2 separate regions of the Homo sapiens genome follow, and region 2 is linked to region 1. Evidence: chromatin loops called from intact Hi-C (ENCODE). Cell type or tissue: B cell. All regions are shown on one strand. Links, peaks and the distances in the headings refer to the core of each region. The heading gives the core; the rest is flanking DNA.

Evidence for each region. Hi-C counts contacts between places; a loop is a spot of excess contacts. Peaks named below come from ENCODE experiments on the same cell type or tissue, not always from the same donor. Only the 100,000 strongest peaks of a DNase experiment are listed, where the experiment ranks them.
Region 2: it touches region 1 in a loop (2.5-fold over the local background); 3 of 110 quality-filtered maps call a loop at or near these places.

The regions. Positions count from the first base shown.
Region 1 is chrX:13,256,107-13,259,023 of GRCh38, reverse strand. No RefSeq gene overlaps it. Among named protein-coding and RNA genes, the nearest start is that of LINC02154, 46 kb to the left of the region's middle. RefSeq lists an enhancer at 1,612-1,661. In B cell, for the core only: no CTCF peak of the experiment used is centred there; DNase peaks (open chromatin) are centred at 1,583 and 2,203; H3K27ac peaks cover 1,680 bases.
Region 2 is chrX:12,969,633-12,972,549 of GRCh38, reverse strand. No RefSeq gene overlaps it. Among named protein-coding and RNA genes, the nearest start is that of TMSB4X, 4.0 kb to the left of the region's middle. In B cell, for the core only: CTCF peaks have their summits at 1,527 and 1,727; a DNase peak (open chromatin) is centred at 1,729; H3K4me3 peaks cover 1,750 bases; H3K27ac peaks cover 2,334 bases.

The DNA.
Region 1 (2,917 bases), core at 280-2,779:
GAGGTGACCAATCAGAGTCTGAAGTGAAGTTACAAAGTTACACATGAAGACTAGTCCTGCGACCAGTCTGATTGGTTGCGGGAGGGGACCAATTAGAGGTACTTTCCATTTTTCATCTGCACAGTGCAAAGGTAGTAACCTCTGATCCTTTCGTTACTTCAGTGTGGAGAGGTGGGGTTTTCCTTTTGATTCAGTTCTAGGAAGTCAGGGCGAATTGGCTTTAGGTAACCTGTCTCCAGACCCTATTCTCCTGCCTCAGTGGGAGGATCACCTGAGCCTAGGAGGCAGAGGTTGCAGCAACCTAAGATCATGCCACTGCACTCCAGCTTGGGTGACAGAGCAAAACCCTGTCTCAAATAATAATAATAATAATAATAAAGGAGCCAGTTTAGTTTGTGTGCCTATAATCCAGAAGAAAGGTGTTTCAGTGTACAGTCAGAGACGATAACCACTAATCCTGCCTCTGGGCTGAGGATGGGACATTGAACAACTGTTTTATTCCTTATTCCTTAGTATTTATTTTATAGAGTTGAATCTCCAACCCCTCATCTACTTACCCACCATACTATCTGTGTAACTACAGTTAACATGCAGTAGCCAAGACAGTGACTCTCAATGTGGGAAGGGGGTGATTTTGTTTCCCAGGGAACATTTGGCAATGTTTGGAGACGTTTTGAGTTATCACAACTGGGGAAGGGGTGCTACTGGCATCTAGTGGGTAGAAGCCAGGGATGCTGCAAAACATCCTACCACGCACGGGACAATGATGCAGTCCAAAATATCAATAGTGCTGAGGTGAAGAAATCCTGGTCTAGAGCAGTGGTTTTCAACCCTCAATGTTCATTAGAGTCACTTGGGAAACTTTAAAAAATCCCTATGCCCTGGTCATTCCCCAGGCCAACTAAATCAGAAACTCTGAGATTGGGGCCCAACCCAGGTTTTGGTGCTTTTTAAAGAGATCTCCAAGTGATTCTAATATGAAGCCAGAGTTGAGAGCTACTGGCATAAAGATAGTCCAAAATATCCTATTCTTAAGCCCTCAACATATCTGACTCCTATGAACATCCATTTTGTGTCTCTCATGCAGTCTTCTGCCAAAACCATGTCCCTGTCTTTTACTTAGTCTATTTGTCACTGCAGGGCTCTTGAAACCTGTCAGACACCTAAATATGGAAACAATAGACACTGGGGACTACTAGATGACAGAGGGAGGGAGAGGGGCTAGCGTTGAAAAACTAACTGTTGGGTCCTATGTTCACCACCCGGGTGAAGGGATCAGATCATTCACATCCCAAACCTCACTATTATGTAATACGCCATGTAACAAACCTACACATGTACTCCATGAATCTAAAAGTTGAAATTATATATATAATATTTATAAATATTAACATATATTTATAAATGTTATGTATACATATACATTATGTATATGTATATGTATATGTATATGTATATGTATATGTATATGTATATGTATATGTATATGTGTGTATATATAGGAACCTGTCAGGCAAAGATAGGTTTTGGCTTTACCCTATCAAACGAAAGGGGATTTCAGAGGGCTTCTCTGGTAAACCACACCGTAGAATGCTTCCTACCCACTGGGGAAACCCAAGTTAAAAATGGTTAACAGGAAATCTAGTTGAGGGATATAATTAGCAATTATTAGCTCTTCGGTGGCTGTATTCATATTACATGAGATTATTCAGTAGCAGGAAAGGCTAGACTTATATCAAGTCTGTTTAGCTTAATAAAGCCAAAAAGAACAGTTGTTTTTGCATTTTTAGGTGGAAAAAACACACATTCTGAAGTTGCTCTTGTTAATTTGTTGAATGTTGTTGGAAAAGATGTTTCGCCAGAAGAAATAAAATTTCATAGTTTTTGTGAGAGATCAAAACACATTGCCTATGTCATCCTTTAATTGTCAAAAGATAATAAACAGAACTTTCTTACCCTGTTTCACTTAAGACTAACAGCTTGGAGGAAAAAAAATCAGAGGCCTTTGTTTTCTGCAAATTCACTGGGCAGCCATGTACAGTCTGGTGGTTCAAAGCTTTCATGATCTGTCCTCTGAGAACTTTGGAAAAACAACCCATGAGTACACAAGACTTTCTTTTTAAATTGGATTATTCTTTAATGAGGGTATGATTTGCTCAGGGTTATGTCAACTCCAAGCACCCTAGTTATGCTTCTTGGTGAGAATGTACAAGCCTCTCAGCACAGCTCAGCTTCTCTCTGTTGCATCTCTATCAAGGTCCTGCCTAGCAACAGCTGAAGGGAGCAGTTGAATGAAGATGTTCATTAATGCAGATGAGTGGCTTGTTGGCACAAGAACTTTCCAGCTAGAGCTGGGGGCAGAGTCCCTGACTCTTTCATCTTAAACACTGTGATACTGCTCACTTTAGGCTGGAGCTTCTCGGTGACATTCGGGGCTGGCCATTCTTAGTTGTGGGGGCCTGTCCTGGGCATTGGAGAATGTTTAGCAGCATCCTTGGGCCCTACCCACTAGATGCCAGTATCACCTCCAAGTGGTGACAACCAAAGATGTCTCTAAACATTGCCAAATGTCCCCTGGGGGACAAAATTACTCCCATTTCAGAACCTTTGTTACAAACTTATCAACTTCTAGCCGATAGTTTCAACAGGGAACTGCTGTAGGGCTTTAAATGTGTGAAACAATGAGATGAGGGAGGGGGCTTGTGATGTGATCTGATTGCTGCTTTGAGACGGTCCCTTGGCTGCTGCTTGCAGGGAGAAAGGAGACAAGAAGGTATTCCAAGAGACTTGCTCAATTCATGGTATTAGTCCAGGAAAGAGGGGATAATGGCATAGAGTGGGATTTTAGCAGTAGGAATGGAGAAGAAAGGAGGCATTGGAGAAATGTTTGGAGAGAGAGCTACAAGCCACCAGAACA
Region 2 (2,917 bases), core at 285-2,784, 290 kb after region 1:
CCAAGAGCATGTAAAAGTCCTCCCCACATCCTCTTAGTCTGTACCCGAGAATCACCAGGAAGAGTGTGAGGAGCTAGGCAGTTGTGCTTTCCACAGCGTCTGGTGGATAGTAATTGCTCAATAACAGTTCTCCCACTGCATTGAATTGATTTTCTTTTCTTTTCTTTTTTTGAGACAGTCTCGCTCTGTCACCCAGGCTGGAGTGCAGTGATGTGATCTCGGCTCACTGCAACCTCCACCTCCCGGATTCAAGCCATTCTCTGCCTCAGCCTTCCATGAATTGATTTTCTTAAATGAGGGAGGTACTTGAACTCAGGTGTTGAACCTGTGACTCTAATTGTCTTGCTTTCTTCTCCCCAGATAATTAAATCCATTTAGTCTTAATGTTCTAGATGTCAGAATGTTCCAGGATCATCCCTGCCCCAGGCAGCTACATTTATAAGTCTGTTAGTATGTGCCGGGCACAACTACCATTGAGGTAGCAGTTTTCGATCCCAATTAAAAAGACAGAGGCACACAGGGGCAAAGGAACTGCTTACAATGGGTGCAGACATTGTTCCCAGTGAGACCCCCCCCCAAAAAAAAAGGCCTTGGGTGACTCCGGGTTGTATGGTGCACTCTGGCCTTGGGGCTCTCTGGTGAAAGATAAGTAGAGTCCACTTTGCGCCTGTCCTGCCTTCCTCATCTCACGGGCCACAGCGCCCAATGAAAAATGTGCCAACATTGCCTGCGTTGAAGGGCGGTTCCCCTCCAACCCTGTGTCTGGTGGAACCCGGAAAAGGTGGCAGGGGACGCAGTTTTATTTTGCTTTCCAGGGCGGGCCTGGGATAGAGTCGTGGCTATTTCTAACCATGGAGAAGTTGGCTAGAAGTCTGAATTCATGAAAATGAGTTCTATTAGTTTGAACCTATTTAATTTTGTGCCAAAAACTTACCAGAAGAAGAGAAGAAGGAAGAGGAGGGAGGAACGGAAGAACAGGAACAAAGCTGAGCTCCCAGCTCTTGCTTTCTCAAGCCCAGATCCCTTTGTCTGAGTTTCAGGGCCTCCTACCATCTGCCCCACCTGCCTGCACCCCACGTTCCCCTGTGGCCCCTGCAGTCTCCATCTGGTCTCCCTCACAGCAGAGCCCTCCTTCCACTGATTGGAATCTAAAACCCCTTAAAGACACAGCCTAAGTCCCCCCTGTGAATAACAGGAAAATGAAAAGAGAAAGGATATTTAGTAGACTAGCTATATCTTGTAACCTCAGCTATAAGCCCTTTTAAACAATATCTGATTCCATTCTTACCCTATGGAGTGAGTACTAATATCCCCATTTTACTACTAAAGAAATTGAGGCTCCGAGAATTTAAGCAATTTGCTCTTAATCAAATGCCCAGGTCTGTCTACCAAGTCTTTCCACCGAGGCCTATCTCTGCCTTATCTTTAGTTGAAGTATCTTTCTCCAGGACTCCCACCCAGAGCGGACCCACATGGTGCAAAGAGGAAGGCGAGCAGGGGGTGGCAGGAAAGCAAAGAGGAGTGAAAGAACACCCTCGCCTGTGCTCAGTGCTGAGTGCCGTGCTGCTAATTGTCCTGTTTGCTTTATTGATCCGATGGAAACTTTAGAGCCAAAAGAAATGTAAAAGGGGATCTCATTCAACCCAGTTTCCCTTCTGTGGCTTGAATTTTCCTCTACAACATCCCCTCCAAGTGGTTACTCAGCCTCCACACAGCCAGGGAACAATACGGAAGCAGAGAATCTTCGAGTTAACGCAGGGGGCAATGAGTAGCTTAGCTTGGCAGGCACTTGCGTAAAATGAGAGAAAGTGACAGGAAATAACGCTGGGAACCAGGCAGGGGCCAGGTTGTAGAATAATGATAGTAACAATCATGGCTGTACCCATAGCAGTAATAACAGCAAGTGCTTTCTGAGTGCTTTCCATATACTGGGAAGCTTTCCATGTAGTATTTCCCGAATCCTCACACAATCCTATGACAGTGGCACCATTATTCTCCTCATTTTGCAGATGAGAGAATTCTAGAGGGATTAAATAACTTCCCCAAGAAAACACAACGAAAGCCAAAGGCAGGATTTGAACTCAGACTGGCTGGCTCAGAAGCCGCCTCATTTAAACACTACTCTTCTCTAGAATCCTAAGGCCTTTTAAAGGCTTTGTTCCATACGCCAGATAAGGGTAAAGTTATATTCTGTCTCAATCAGCTGTCTAGCTTTTTCATCATGTAGATGTTTTTTCTCTTTTTTTCTTTTTTTTTTTTAAGAAACAGGTTCTCTCTATGTTGCCCAGGCTGGTCTCAAGTTCCTGGGCTCAAGCAATCCTTCCACCTCGGCCTCCCAAAGTGCTGGGATTACAGGCGTGAGCCACCGCACCCAGCCTACATCATGAAGACATTTAAACATAGATATCGTAATAATGTCATATACATTAAAATTTTCCCTGCCCCAATTTTCAAATTATTTCATTACAGAAATTCAATCTGCTCTTTTTCCTCCTCCTGCATGGCCAAGGCACTGGCAATAAAGAGAATTTGTATCCTGAACGTTAGTAGTTTTCCTCAGCTTTTCACTACTTAAATATTTTTCTTTTTCTTTTTCTTTTCTTTTTTTTTTTTTTTGAGTCGGAGTCTTGCTCTGTCACCAGGCTGGAGTGCAGTGGTGCAATCTCGGCTTACTGCAACCCCCGCCTCCCAGGTTCAAGCGATTCCCCTGCCTCAGCCTCCTGAGTAGCTGGGGTTACAGGTGCACACCACCACTCCCAGCTAATTTTTTGTATTTTAGTAGAGACAGGGTTTCACCGTGTTGGCCAGAATGGTCTTGATCTCCTGACCTCGTGATCTACCCGCCTCGGCCTCCCAAAGTGCTGGGATTACAGGCGTGAGCCTGGCCTTACTACAATATTTTTCTAAGAAGTCATTC